Regions from separate parts of the Homo sapiens genome. Here region 1 is linked to region 2. A link is a loop called in an ENCODE intact Hi-C map of the cell type or tissue named here. Cell type or tissue: PC-9. All regions are shown on one strand.

The links. A loop is a pair of places that touch in the nucleus more often than their neighbours do. Peaks named below come from ENCODE experiments on the same cell type or tissue, not always from the same donor. Only the 100,000 strongest peaks of a DNase experiment are listed, where the experiment ranks them.
Region 1: it touches region 2 in a loop (4-fold over the local background); 18 of 110 quality-filtered maps call a loop at or near these places.

The regions. Positions count from the first base shown.
Region 1 is chr5:159,337,667-159,345,666 of GRCh38, reverse strand. The region is part of intron 2 of IL12B-AS1 (IL12B antisense RNA 1); the gene reads right to left. Among named protein-coding and RNA genes, the nearest start is that of IL12B-AS1, 10 kb to the right of the region's middle. In PC-9, no CTCF peak of the experiment used is centred here; DNase peaks (open chromatin) are centred at 1,896, 3,636, 6,016 and 7,916; H3K27me3 peaks cover 1,377 bases.
Region 2 is chr5:159,902,499-159,910,498 of GRCh38, reverse strand. It overlaps a transcript of ADRA1B not described here. Among named protein-coding and RNA genes, the nearest start is that of ADRA1B, 10 kb to the left of the region's middle. In PC-9, no CTCF peak of the experiment used is centred here; DNase peaks (open chromatin) are centred at 3,358, 4,778, 7,608 and 7,928; H3K4me3 peaks cover 692 bases; H3K27ac peaks cover 6,627 bases.

The sequences.
Region 1 (8,000 bases), 560 kb after region 2:
CTACATGGCCTCAAGAGCAAGCAGTTTGGCTCACTAGGCAGGTTGTTGAGCAAACCTCTGATCTGCTTACTTCCTACATTTACAACCTAGAACGCTGACACAGTGCCTACCACCAGATGAGCAGGCTACTTTACTGTCTTGTCAGCAGAATCCTTCTGTCTTGTTTCCCTTAGAGCCTAAGGTTCTGCTTTGAGGTCTCCTCCCTATTCTCCATCTCAAAGTTACACAGTCCCACCTCCTAGCCTTAGCTCTTGTTGTGCCCATAGTCCAGAATGTTCTTCTGCCCCATCCCTGTCTGTCCAAAGCCTACCCACCCTCAAAGCTGATTGAAAATGTCAACTCCTCCATAAAGCCTAAGATGATTCCCCTGGTCAAATAATAACAGTAATGGAATTAACAAAAAATAACAGTAATAATAATAGCCTAGCATTTGCTGAGTACTGCTGTGGGCAGGCAATGGGCTAAGATCTCATACTCATAATCTCAACCAAATCTTATACTAGATGTATCTTATTATCCCTGCCCTGCCATTTTTGATATCAACTTACTTGTTCTCTCTGTGCCTCATTTTTCTCAGATATCAATGGGGATTATAATATGTCTTCCTTGTAAGATTGTTTTAGGTATAAAATAAGCTAGTGTATATAAAGCATCAGCATAGTACCTGACACTATGGTTTTGGCTTAGTGAGTATCATTACTTCTTGTAACAACTTAAAGGTCTGGGTTTGTACTGATAAGGACAGGAGGAAGGGAAATACTGGGTAGAAGAGGGCAGGGTCCATGGCAAGGACTCCACCCTCAAGCCTGGACCCGCAGCCCTAGATGAGAACTTCACATCCCTGTTTTCCCGCTCGAATGTTGCCTTTTCTAAAACCACCCTGGCATGCCACACTTCCCTCCCCACCCTGTACCCACAAAAACTCCAAGTTCCACTGGCAGAGGAGCAGAGCGGTGCAGCAGAGAAGGAGAGAAGGGAAGAAGTGTCTGAACATCAAGAGTAGAAGAGGCAGCTGGACATCGGAGACTATGGTTGGAGAGGAATTTGGCCAGGAATGGCTGAACTCCAGAGGAAGAGTATCTTCCCACTCCATCCCCTTTCTAGCTCCCCATCCCACTGAGAGCCACCTCCACCACTCAATAAAGTCTCCACATTCACCATCCTTCAAGTCCCTGTGACCTGATTCTTCCTGGACATAGGACAAGAACCTGGGTATCAAGAGGGCAGGGTGTGAAAGGCTGTCACCCCAACCCTCCACTGAGCGGGTAAACACTTAGCTGTCTGTGGACAGCAAATGCTAAAAGAGTATTGTTTGTAACACATGCCCCCTTGGGCTCCAGAGGTCATGGACAACCCCTAGACACTGCCACAGGCTGGTACACAGTTTGTTCCTAATGGCTTCCAAAGGCAATCACCCCAGCTCCTGCTCCTGCTCTCCTGTGTGCTCCCCCTCATGCAAGGGGTTTGAGTGCAGTGGCCAAGTAAACAAGTCACCAATGTTGCAAGTCCCATGAGGAGGTCAAGGGAACAATCCCATCTCAGTATTATTCTCATCTTATAGATGAGAAAACCAAGCAATAGAGGTTGAGTAAACAGTCCAAGTTCAGTGACAAGCAAGAATTTTACTTCCCTCTGGTCTTCACTGAACTTTGCTCATCACAAAGATGATGTAAGGATAATCTTCCAGTTGCCATGGGAACTCATTTCATCAGCATCTCAGCCATCCTAGATGATTTGCATACATGACTTTATGCAGAAAGAGAAAGTTAAACTGACTTGAAGTCAACTGGCTCTACTGGCTACTGTCCTTTGAGATACTGTGATATTTGCATTGCATCATGGTTCTAGGGTATCCCAAAGACAGGTCTGCTCATTAATCCTCATACTTTCTCTCATTCACCAAGAATGTGATCCAGCTAGGGAAACAGACGAGAGCGACCAAGGAACGTGCTGGTGGAGCAGGTGTTGAATTCCTTCTCTGCATTTCTGCTCTTCCACTCTTTAATTGCCTTCTGGCAGGATGTTCCTGACTGCAGAGGCAACACCTAAAGCTTAGCCAGCTTAACTGCAGGTCTGCACAATAACAAACCCTTCAGAATTTCAGCACTCATTTCTTCATCAAGGGCCCCAAAATTATGGTTGTGTATCACCTACTCATTTCCTCTTGGTTCAACCTCACATGCTTTCATACTACTGCTGACCATCTGTACATGTTACTCACCCCTTTCCTCCTTTCCTCTATTCAAATAAGCCAGGCTGGGTTCGCACTCCAGAGGTACCCCTATTGATGGTTGGGCAAATAGGATACAGTTTCCAGAAAGAGTGACAACTTTGCTTCCTGGAATCCCTGCACAAAATGCAGGGTCACATATGGCCCTGAGGAGGGATTTGGTGGCAAAGAGATATCTAACTTTAGTAGTTTGAAAGTACTATGGCTAGCTGTGGTTCCAAACTCTCTACCAGGTCACCCTGGGGTAGCATAGTAAATTCACAGGACTGTTGGGAGGTATTTTAAATTTTCCAAGGGAAAGACAGGATCCTCCATATCTGTTGAACACTGCACAAACTCAGGGTTGTTCATGGTTTCAACATTAGATTACGTCATATTCCTTTCAGTGATGGCATCTTTTGGGGAAGCCATGTTTTTGGCAGTTACTGTGACAAAAAGCAAGTGCCACAAGGAAATCAGTGTGGAACAGGAAATGAAGGTGGCAGTGTCCACTCTGATTCCAAAGTTTAAGGAGTTGCACAGTGCCCAGCAGGCCACACATCCCATGAGTAAGTAATTGTGATGATTTCAGAATACAAAAAAATATTTTTTTTGTTTCAATGTATCATTTTTTTTCAAATGGCCAATACAAAGTTTTTAGCACATAAAGACTTTTAAGCGATTTGACCCTAACTAGTTAATCAATGAATCTATTTGGTATTTCTTTTGGCCTACAGATGCCATGAAAAAATTACTGAAGCACTAAGCGTTCTGCGACCAAGGAAGATTTGGAAACTTCTGGTCTGGTCAAGTCAGCCATGTTTCACAGCTCCCAAGAACTTCATTGGTACCTGATCCTATGACAAAGCATACCTGGGTCTTGGTTTTGGTTATCGTGGTTGTTTCATCTCAGAGACTTTTACATATTTTCAGTGCTAAATGTGCCTACTACATGGGGCCTGTGCAGCCATGTGCCTCGGCCAGCACCTGCCTCAGACTCCCTGGGCATCTCTCCCTTTCCTCTGCGCTTAAGTCACACCAACCTCCTTTCCATTCCTCCAACCCGCCAAGCCCTCTCCCATTGTAGGGGCTTCTTACTGATTCTCATCCTGGTTCACCTGTAGGTCCCAACTTAAATGCCACCTCATCAGAGAGCCCTCCCCTGTGATTCTCTGTCTCACCACCCATTCATTTCCTTCATAGCATTTTGTCCTCTGCACATATCTATTTAGCTCTATGAGGACAGAGTCCAGGTCTGATCTGCTTACTACATTCACAGAATTTAGCTGGGTGCCTGATATGTAATTGTCACTCAATAAATAACCGCAAGGTTAACAAGTGTCAGTTTAAATCATACACACATTTTAACTGGGGCCCTGTGCAGCCCAAAGCATTTCAGAAGGCTTTTCTGGCAAACAGCCCATCAGATAGACACGTGGGACAATTGCATCACTAGCCACAGGCAGAGACAGTCAAGGGCGGTGTTTGCGATCAAGAATCCCAGCTCTGCCACCTCCTTGCTGGCAGACATTGGGCAAGTTACTCATTCTGCCTCTACCAGCCATGTCTTTGCTTGGAAAAGGGTTGTTAAAAGGACTAACTATAAAGCTCTTAAGTAAAATCTGTCAAGAAACAAGCACTCTAAATAAAAGTAAGCTGCTTTTATTAGGACAAGGACAGTGTTCAAGGACTATCCCATGAATGCCCACACACCATTCTGAGAGGAAGTTTCTGCCTCAGAAACTGACAGGTCCAATGCTTCTTGCTTGTTTTAGAATAAAAGGCTCAATTCAAAAAATGATATATGGACAATTAATTCTTAGCCCCATTGGTGTCCCCCACACAACTCATGATTAAAACCAAAAAGAATCTGTTATGGAACTTTGATTATCCAGCTGGACAACAGAAATGGAGAATGTTAGGCAGTGACTGTCAATTTGTCTAGACTCAAACTGCTCTATGGCACCAAGCACATGGTGGAATGTGTGTGCCTAATCCTTCCAGTCCTTTGCTTGTCCCCTTCTAACCAGCTCTCTTCATGTTCTAGGCTTAAAAGTAAGCCCAGTGCACCATGATGTTGTTCCGGTTGTACCTGGGGAGTTCCAGGGGCCAAGGGCTGCTCACAGTCACAGAGAGGAAATGACACATGGCTCCTCTTCTTGCAGTGGGAAGAAGCATGAGTACCAGCCTTCATCTGTCCACACCTTAGTTACTGTTGCTCTCTTTCCTGGGTCTCCTTCGCCCAGCCTCTCCCCTACCTGATCCTCATGTCTGGATGCCTCATTTTCACAACCCCCTGGAATCACATCACTCTCCTCCCCAAGCGCTATCTACACTTCCTATTTCATGCATACCCACATCTTAGAAAACCATTTCTCCCACTGGCTTCCTATAGATGGCCTAGCTAAGGGTAATGTCTTTTCTGCTAACCTGATTTGCTGTCACTTTATAAATTTTATATAGGATGGTCTTACAAGACAGATGGTACTGATGGACTCAAACACGTGATGTGTTTCAATCCCAGATTCTCCATCTACTAGCTACATTTTTCATGGAAAGTTAGCTTTACATCTCTAAGCCTCAGTCTCCTCACCAGTAAAGTGGGCAGAATAATTTCCACCTCATAGCTTTGTTGTGAGTACGAGATGAGAAAACTCACATGAAACACACACCACAGTAACTGGTCCACAGGAAGCACACCCAAAAAGTCTACTACTGTGGTTGCTGAGGTCAACCCCCCATTTGGTAGATCTCAGCTTAGACATCATCTATTCTGGAAAACCTTCCCTCACCGCCACCCCGAAGATGTGTGTGCATCTAAAGCACCCTTGCTGTGATTGTCATTGCAAGGCGTGTCACACTGCCATGTCATTGCCTCTTAGCTTTTTTTTCTTTTGCCCCCTAGAATACTGTGAGCACATTACTGGTGGGGGCAGTGTTCCTTCTACTGGGGCAGAGCACCTAGCACAAAGTACGTGCTCAGGACATATTCTATCATATTAAAAATAGCTATTTAGGCCGGGCACGGTGGCTCACGCCTGTAATCCCAGCACTTTGGGAGGCCGAGGCGGGCGGATCATAAGGTCAGGAGATCGAGACCATCCTGGCTAACATGGTGAAACCCCGTCTCTATTAAAAATACAAAAAAATTAGCCGGGCGTGATGGCGGGCACCTGTAGTCCCAGCTACTTGGGAGGCTGAGGCAGGAGAATGGTGTGAACCCGGGAGGCGGAGCTTGCAGTGAGCCAAGATCGAGCCACTGCACTCCAGCCTGGGCTACACAGAGAGACTCCGTCTCAAAAAAAAAAAATCTACTTAAACAAGCAATCTAATAAAGATGAAATTTTGCTGTGTTATACACTTATTATTGCTACATTGGAAGACTAGACTCCCTTGGCAACCAAACACATTCTTTTTTATATTATTTAATTTTAATAAGAGTTACCATATATTGATCCATCTTCTATGCCAAATGTAACTTAATCCTTCTATCAGTTCTCTGAGGTAGATATTATCAGTAGTCCCATCTTATAAGGAAAATGAGGCTCAGAGAATTGAGGTACTTTGCCCAAGATCATTCAGCTAGTAGAACAGAGCTGGGACCCAAACCCAAGACCATTCATCTCCAGTGTCTGTTTGCTTTGCTGCCTCCAATAAGACTGAGGATGCCACTTTCCTTTTTGTTAAATTTTCTGGCCTCCCAAATACCGTAGAGTGGCATTTCATTATTATTGGCACCTACATAACAAACATGGTAATGCCTTTGATGTAAATTCCTTTGGTGACTAATCAACCCCACCTTGCCATATTTTTGTCTTTGGCACTATTTAACTTTCATGCTTCGTCAAGTCTCCTTAACTGGAGTGTAACTGGCTGGTGACAGTGCCAAGGTCTTAAGATTCTTTCTGTCTCCCCAGGTCTAAAAGGAACATCTCTCACCTACTAAAACACATAAATGAAATTGGGTTTCTGTCTATTTGGCTGTTCCATGTTCAAGTAAAATGACTAGAAGATCATCACCAAGTCTGAAGGGTATTTGGGACAGCTTGATTTGGATCTGTGGTATACACAGCTTTCACACTGGGGGACCAGGGAGGCACCTCAAGAAGATAGACACACTTAGTAACCTTTGTACTATTTGACTTTTTTTTTTTTTTTTTTTTTTTTTTTGAGACAGAGTCTCTCTCTGTGACCCAGGCTGGAGTGCAATGGTCCAATCACAGCTCACTGTAACCTCAGCCATCTGGGCTCAAGTGATACTCCTGCCTCAGCCTCCTAAGCAGCTGGGACCACAGGCATGTGCCACCACACCTGGCTAATTTTTTAAATTTTTTTGTAGAGGTGGACTTTCGCCATGTTGCCCAGGCTGATCTCAAACTCCTGGCCTCAAACAATCCTCCCTCCTCAGCCTCCCAAAGCTCTGGGATTACAGGTGTGAGCCACCATGCCCAGCATAGTTTATTTTAAACTAGAGGCATGAGTTACTTTTTTAAAGTACCATCAAGAATAAAGATAGATAGATAGATAGATAGATAGATAGATAGATAGATAGATAGATAGACAGATAGACAGATAAATTTTCAAAGCCAAAAATTAGAGAGAAAATGACAGGGCAGAAGACCAGGGGTCATAGTTATTTTCCAGAGCAGATTTCCAGAACAAGATACAATAAAAGCCTGATGAATATTAATATAAATTTTCTGTGAATGGAGAAACAAATGCGCCTTAAATGTGAGTCCCAAATCAACTGTCACAAAGGAAGATGCTCCAAATTGCAGGCCCCGATTTTTGGTCAATCTATTTCTCTCCAGGAGAATTCTATGTGCTCTAGGGTGAGTAGCAGCAGTAATGTACTTTATTGGATGGTGCTTTAACAATTCATCCTATAAATGCAGGGGATGCTGGTTAATATTCAATAATTGTTGGTTGGAGGTGATGTTGATAGGGGACCCTCAGACAATAGATGCCAGGACTTCACCACAAACATCTGCCCACTCCATGTTGTTCCCACCTTGTCTTGTTCTATCTGTCTCTACTAACAGCAAGACCAGACCAACTGTTCTCATACCTTTCTAGCATAAGCATTTCTACATCTCAGCAATCCTACAACCTAGGACACACCCACTTCCTTCCAGTTGCCCACACACCCATTTCTTTCACTGGGATTACCAAAGAGTTGAATTTAGAAAGGAAAAAAAAAAAAAAGGTTTCCATATGCAAATGGCAAAATCAAGGTCAAGGTGGAACACTTGCTCTGCAGTCAGTCCAGTTGAGCAGGCCAAAAATGCCCACTGGGATAATGAAATTCAGTAGTGACTGCATCTACCACCCTCTGCCCTTATCATGGGCCAAGGGTGGAAGGACGATATTGAAAACATGTGATCACAGTCATCTTTGAAGGGGAAGAAATTAATGAGGACATTGTAGGCCCTTTGAAAGTGAAGCTGATTCTAACCACCCAGCGGGTTCTCCTTGAACCACTGCTCAGACAGAGCTGAATTATCCAGACAGGGGAGTTGCAACAGAGAAAAAGTTTAATTCATGCAGAGCTGGCTGTACAGGAGGCTGGAGTTTTATTATCACTCAAATCAGTCTCACTGAAGGCTCAGAGGTTAGTGGTTTTTCAAAGATAGCTTGGTGAGTAGGGAGCCAGGGAGTAAGGAATGCTGGTTGGTTGGGTTGGAGATGAAATCATAGGGAGTGGAAACTGTCTTCTTGTGTTGAGTCAGTTCCTGGGTGGGGCCCATCCGGTTGTCAGAAATGCAAAAACCTGAAAAGACATCTCCAAAGG
Region 2 (8,000 bases):
ATGAGAACACAGAAGGCCCAGAAAGAGGGAGAAATTTGTCTGAGGTAGAGCCAGGGTCACTAGCCAGGAGATTTGACTCCATGCCCACAACTTGCTTTTGCCACCACTTTCATCTGTTTCTGCAGCATGGCACAGATTCTGAGTTTGAATCCCGGCTTTAGTTGACCCAGATGTGTGACCTTGGGCAAGCTACATAAACTCTTTCAGCCTCTTTATTTTCATCTGTGCCCAGAGGATAATGCTTTCTATTTCTTGAGATAATGCACATTCTAGGTGGTTGTGAAAATTAAATGAACTGTATATAGTCTGTGTTGCTCAGGCTGGGAGCTGGCTCGTAAAAACACTCAACAAAGAACTCTACTATTATTATATTGATGTTCTCTATAATTTAAACCTGTTTGTATGTATGTAGGATATATATGTGTGTGCGTATATGTATGTATGTATATATAAGATGTATCTCTTCCACTTCAAATTTCTTAAGGGAAAAGGCTGTCTTTTACCTGTGGTTCTTAAAACTTTTTGGGTTCTAGACCTTATTGAGAATTTGCTGCAAGCTGTGGATGCAGCTGTGGATACGTTCTTTACCCTACACTTTTCCTGAATTCCTTATAGGGGCTTCCTAAGTGCCAAGTCCTTGGCAGGGCCCCTTGATCAATTGATTTCCATTTTGTTGCTTTTATTTTTGTTTGAGGAGCCTCTCTGTTGTAACTCTCTTTGTCTAGGCATAACCTCTTTCACTTTTGGGCAATAGAACTAATTAAGTGTTTCACCATTTATTATGGAACAGAACTTGAACTGAATGTAGTGAATTGATGCCGGCCTTCCTTGTCCTCCCGTAGTTTACAGTCTAAGATAAATAACGGGAATGTGCAATGGAGGATGCATAGAGAATTGTGTCTGACATTGAACAGGGATGTGAGTTAAATAAGGAAATAAATACATGACACAAATCTCAAGTTTCTCCATCCTTTCTCTTCTTCCTTTTTTTGTGCTCTCTGAACCAAACCATCCAACCCTTTTGGGGGATTTTCACTTGTAGCTACCAAGTTCAGAAAAGTCTAAAGGAAGTGGTGGGAACCTTTTCCTTGGGGTCATCCAAAAATTGTATCTGGACAAAGTGTTAGAGCCCAGCTTTGGAGAGGACAGACCAGGCCCCAGGGGAGCAAGGCAAGGGAGTGATGTCAGAAGGCGGTTTCTGCCTTCTCATCTCCATTGTCTGGCAGAGGTGGCAGTGTAGGGTCTTGGAATGAGTGTGGGCTTGCTTGGGAAATAGCATGTGGCATGACTTGGGAACGGGGAGCATAGTGAAGGGGGGAGCAGCGTGAGAAAGAGGCAGTTTCCTTTGCCCATCTTCATTGTGCATTGAGGAATGCTGGGACAGGAAATGCCCAGTGTGTCTCTGCTGTTTACTGGACACCAAACCAAAAGATTTGGAAGGTTGCCTTGGGAGTCCTGAAAAGATGAGGGGAGAAAGAGGCAGTATTTTGGTTTTTTGGCTTCTTGTGGCACTTCTTGAGTGAGTGCTCGGGGAATGGGGGAGATTTTGTGGAGACTTTTAGACAGGAGCAGCCTGGTATAATGGCAATTAGCTATGAGGTGTGAATTGCAAGTGCCTGGGAGGGCCCCAAATATTTCCCCTGCCCTTTGGAGCGCTACCCACTTACAGGTAAGCATTGCCTGCTTTCTTTGGCCCCATTTGAATTAACTATGACTTACTGAGTGCAGTTATGCATGCAGCATTGTGCCAAGTGAATCCATATGCGTCATCTCATTTAATTCTCCGAACAACACTTCCGTGGTATGTCTTAATCGCTTGCACTGCTGTAAAGGAGTACATGAAGCTGGATAGTCTATAAAGAAGAAAGGCTTATTGGGGCTGTACAAGAAACATGGTACAGGCATCTGCTTCTGGTGAGGGACTCAGGCTACTTCCACTCCATAGTGGAAGGGGAAGGGAAGCTGGCATCACGTGGGGAAAGAGGAAGAAAGAGGAGGACGTGCCAGGCTCTTTTGAACAACAAGCTCTCACTCACTCCTGCAAGAATGGCACCAAGCCATTCATAAGGGATCCTCCCTCACAATCCGAACACCTCCCACCAGGCCCCACTTTCAACACTGGGGGATCGAATTTCAACATGAGACTTGATGGGGCCAAATAAACCATATTCAAACCATAGCGTGGTTGATACCGTTAGCTCCAATTTACAGGTGAGAAAACTGAAGATAAGAGAGATTCATTAACTTGTCCAAAATTACTCAGAAATGGGATTAGAGCACAGGCAGTCCAGAGAGGCAGAAGTTGTGCTGGGCTGTGTGCACAACACAAATATGTGCCTGTCTCCATGGTGAGGTCTGAGGATTGAATCTCTCCTCCTAACACTTCCTGGGGAACCTTAAGTGAGTTTATGTCAGGATCCTGCCTTAACTCTTCCAAGAAGGGTGGGAGACCTGATTCAATAATTGTCTTTAAGGAGGGCAAAAATTATTGGTCCCATGATGGCAACCAACTCTGTGTGTGTGTGTGTGTGTGTGTGTGTGTGACAGAGAGAGAGAGAGAGAGAACAAACAGCTATAGATGCCAAAGACAAAGACAGCATGAGAAACGCCAGTTAGCCCTAAGGAAGTAGCTTATTAAACACCAAACTGGCTTCATCCAGACAGATAAAATTCTAGCTCCTGCCACTTCCTGGCTTTGTGACCTTGGGCAAGTTACTTTATTTATTTAAGCTTCTATCTGTTTATCTGTAAAATGGGGATTTTAATAGTATTTACCACATGGAGTTGTTGGGAAGATTAAATGGAACTGTGCCTGGCACCTAGAAAGCTCTCAATAAATGTTAGTTATTATGGATATTTTTGTATAATCTTAAAAACACACAAAAGATTTCTCAGTATCTGGAGTATTTAGGTACAGATTTTCTCTGTTAATCTCTCAGCTATCCTTACAGAGCTTTACTTGCCAAATGATGTCACTGATGCATTTTTTTTTTCTGACATAAATTGCCCTGAACAAACAGCGGCTGGTAAAAGAACAACAATACAAATAATAACAGCTAACATTTGTTGAGAACTTCTGTGTACTAGGCATCTGTTATATACTTTACATGAATTATCTCATTCTAATACAAGAATCTTATCAGGTAGGCAGAAATAATATATCTGGCCTTTGAGAGGCAACTTCTGAAATTGCCATATCCAGAGAGCCAGGGCTTGTTGGAAATATTTCTATCCACAGTGAGGTTGGAGATCAAGCCGGTGTGGGTGTTGGTGAGCTTGGGGAATGGGGTGTGGCAGGCAGTTGGCCAGTGAACTTGCTGTGCATTGGGAGAGAAACCCAGCTCAGTTCAGCAGGTGGAGTGGCAGGTCCTTGGACTATATAATTCATGGCCATTGGTACAATTAGTGTCAACAGGAATTTTCCTTGTGTATCAGACCAAAGAGGCTCGAAGGCTATAAATCATCTCACTGGAGGCTGGCCATTCATACCCTAGAAGGGCAGGGAAGGCAGGGGGACTCGTGTGAACCTCCATCTTCCAGGTCCTCTGGGAAGGGGATGAAGAGAAGGAAGCAAAGGGAAGGGAGTGAATGCCAGGGAATTTGTATTTTCAATTAAATCCCAGGGACTAAGTGGAAAAGAAAAAAGAGTATTCAGTCTGGAGCTCTCAAGTCAAGCCGGGGAACTTCTCCTTAAAACAGATGGATCATCTCCAGGTGCGAAAGTTTGGCCCTTTGTTGCCACTCAAAAACTTTAGAATTTTCCTTTGTTCAGTCTAGGGAACTGCTCACTTTTCCCCTTCTTGGTCCTGCTCCATCAAGAGCCTGGAATTTAGAAAGGAAGGAATGTAGAGTGTTGAGTAGGCAAAGGTTTGTCTGCATAGCCAGCTATGCTCAAACTTTACAGGGAATAAAAGTCATCTAGAGCAAGCCTTAAGATGCAGATTCCTGGGCTTCAGCCTTAGATATCCTAATTCAGCAGGTTTGAAATGGGGTTCAGGAATTTATATTTTTGTAAGTAACCCAATGATTTGATTGCAGAAGACTACATTTTGAGAAACATTATTTTGGTCCAACATCCCCACTTTTACAGATGATCCAATGGAGGTCATCTGTAAAATGGTTGAATGTTTCATATAGAGGGTTCTTATACACATAACTTGGTTGAATGTCTCATAGAGAGGGTTCTTATATGCATAACTTGGTTGAATGTCTATAGAGAGGGTTCTTAACTTGGTTGAATGTCTCATAGAGAGGATTCTTATAGGATGCAGGTCTTAAACCCAGGTTTTCTGATTGCCAGTCTGGCCAGTCTTGCCTCCACTGGGCTCATTAAAAATGGCATTGTGGTTGGTGCGGTGGCTTACCCCTGTAATCCCAGCACTTTGTAAGGCTGAGGCTGGCAGATCACCTGAGGTCAGGAGTTCAAGACCAGCCTAGCCAATGTGGCGAAACCCTATCTCTACTAAAAATACAAAAATTAGCCTGGTGTGGTGCTGTGTGCCTGTAATCCCAGCTATTTGGGAGGCTGACAGGAGAACTGCTTGAACCTGGGAGGCGGAAGTTGCAGTGAGCCAAGATTGCACCTCTGCACTCCAGTCTGGGTGACAGAGCAAGACTCTGACTCAAAAAAAAAAAAATGGCATTGACTTTCACTTGCTGTAGTTTATTCTTGCCTAGTGTCTCCATTCATCACACCTCAGCTCAGGGTCATTTCCTCAGGGAAGACTGTCCTGCCCCTCCCCACTCAGTCTAGGCAAGGTTCCTTTGTTTTCCACACCCAGAAAATCACCTCTCTCTCTTTTATAGCATTTGCTATGGTTTGTGGTTACATACTTCTGCATATGACTCTTTGATCACACTCTGTCTCTCTCCCTAGGCTTCAGGCTCAATGAGAGCAGGGCAGTGTTTCTTTTTGTTCCTCCAAGGGACTAGTGCATTGTCTAATGGTTAGTAAGTGCTCAGTAAATATTTATTAGATGAGTGAGTGAATGAATGAATGAAAAGGACAGTTTGATCTCAGCCTTAACTGAAAGTCAAAATAAAGCAGTATTTGTGAAACTTTTGTCTTTCAATGGCATTCTCTTTTTAGACATTTTAAAGTTATCATTCTTGTTTCTGGCCCAGCCTTTTTGATTCCAAATGCCCATTGCATTCCTGCAACCTCAGCTTCCAGCATGCAAAATTGTGTAGGAGGAGGCTTGCTTTGTTGGATTGTCTATGTGTCTATCACAATTTTTCTATTTCTGTAGTGAATTTTGTGTTAGAAACCTATTCTCCTCTCTGCAACCCTCTCTTCCTTTCAACTATAACCCCTCCCCAAGATCCCAATGGTCTCCTGTTGCTTCCAGCAACCCCCAAATCTGACCTTTTCTAACCTTTTGTTCTCAAATTCTACCAATGTCCTATTTCCTACAGGCCTGGTGCATGTTATGAACTCTTCAAAGAGATAGGTTCCTGCTAACGCTGGATAGTGACTTGATCTGTTGGCTCCTCTTCCTCTCCTTTCAGTTTTAACTAAGATCATCACTTTCTTAACTAAAGCTGTGTGCTCCAATGAGCTGGTCAAATTCTTGACTCTATGGAGCCCATCAAACACTGATGATAGGAGGAAGATTCTAGTGATTAGCAGATATTTATTGAGCACTGTGTTAGGGTCTGAAGTTCATACAAGGATGAATTAAAAGTATTTCTTTCTCCCAAGGCTCTTTATGGGAAGAGAGTCATGGACTCACATTCAATAATGGTGTGGCAGTTAAACAACACTTCAGGAGACTTCAGTATCTTGTTACTTGCCAAACAACTGATGATCACAAGTGCTATGAATTTAAATTAGACAATGTGTATAATGCACTTTGGAGTGGGCCTGACACATAGTAGGCTCACTCAGTAATGCTAATCCTTCTTCCGTCTAAGGGAGGGAGAGATTTTTCTGGGCTGGAGTAGGCCACCTGGTCTCCATTGAGGAGGTGCCTTCCATTAAGGTTCTGGGAAGCACACACGATTTGTGAGGAAACTTTTTCAGTTCCACAAATGTACCCATTTGCATTCAGGATTAATTTCTTTTTGGGAACAACTACTTTCCTTGAATTAAAGCAGGTCTCCTAGAACCTAGCTTATCCACACTTTTTCATGTGCTGTGCCTTCATAGGAGAGAGGCATTTAGAATCAGAGCTGGAAGGGACTGTAGAAGTTGTGTAGCCCTTTCCTCATTTCCCAGGTGGGGAAACTGAGGCCAGGCAAGTTACTTGACCATGGTCACTCAGAGCCAGAACCAGAACTGAGGTCTCTAATGTCCAGACCCATAGTCTTAAAAATAACTGTATGCTATTTTCATTGTTCAAATACTAAACAAATGCAAGCAGCTTTTTAAAAATTATTAAGGTAAATTGTGCTCATTGCAAAACTATGGAAAGACATACAAAATGAAAAGAAAATCAGTCTCATTTCACTATCAAGAGAACATCGTTGTTAACATTTCGGCAAATGCTTTCTAGTATTTACACACACACACGCATACATGCACGTGCACACACACATACAGGTGTGTGTGTGTACAGGTCAGGTGACTTTTGTTTGGACCCCAGCCTACTTTTAGCCTCCCTTTGTAACGGAAGCTGTGCCCTGAGTCTTCCACCTGTCGGGCCCAGGCGGACCCTCCCCTCCAGCTCTAGGGGAGGACTCCTGACCCAATCAGAGCCAAGGAGTACCCAGGTGCTCTTAAGACATGGGATTTGAAGATGAGGGGATGTGAGGTTTGGAGCCAGGTCTGGAGGTGTTCTGGTTGCTATGCAGCCACAGTAAGAGAGCCTGTCTGGGTGTGAATGGAGCTGAGTGAATGTGGCCGCCCTTCCCACACACTCCCACGGGAGTTGCCAGAATAATTTCTACCCTTTAAAGTAGCTACTTGGCCATTACCAGTGGATCCAATTCTTAGCTAAAGGACTTTGAGCAAGTCACTTAACCACTGAGTCCAGTTTCCTCATCTGTAAAATGGGATAACACTTGGAGGATCATAGTGAGGATAATATACCACTACTCCTACTAATAACAAAAATAGTAGTTAAATTTACAGCTGCTTTTATTAATTGTTTGCTAGATATCAGGGCTATGCTAAGCAGTTTAGTATATTGCGTCATTTAGGCTTCACATGGACAGAGAGTGGAAGGAAGAGGGATTTACTTATTGTTGCCTGGGTACAGGGAAGGACTAAGACACAGGGCCAGGTCCCAGCTGCCCTGATTCCTGGTGCAGTCATTTGCTAACTGATTGCTTCTGCCTGTTTGAACATTTGGGGTGGGAACCTTGATGCTTTTCAGGGCCTCTTGCCTGGGTCCTCTAGAGGGACAGGATGCTGGTTCCAAACTAGAGAATGGTAAGGTCCTGCCGGGCTGTTGAGGCAGAGGTGGGGACACTGGCCAGAGCCTTCTCTGTCTGCAGAGTCCCCCTTCCTGGCTGTGCCCCAGAGTTCCCTAGGTAACCGCGGGGGATGCAGCACAGATTCATGGGCCTGCTGCTCCCAAGCAAGTACCTGACGTGTTCTGTCCGAGAGCGACAGTGTCTGATTCCTGTATGACTCATCAGGAGGGGAATAGACACACGCCAGAGGCATAGGAGGAAGGAAAACCCCCACATTCTCACCTCCCACCAGCAAAGGGATGAAGAGGAATTTCTCCACTGCACACACTGCTTAAAAGGCAGGTGTTTTCCACATTTTATAGATGGGGAAAGTGAGGATCCATTACATCCACTCTTTCATTTGTTCCATGGACATCGGTTGAGCAAGGGCTTTGTGCCAGGCATCATGTCAGATTGTGTGGGAGACACAAACTTGGGAAAAACACTGACTCTACCATCAACTGGGCTGTTGACTAAGATGTGGCAACAGGAAATGTCACCCAGGGTGGGGCCTTGAAGAGTGGGAGGGCCCCAGGAGTTAGCATGTCAGTCATTTGTCTTTGAATAGGTTCAACTTCACCTCATTTCAAACATTCCTTTTTTTT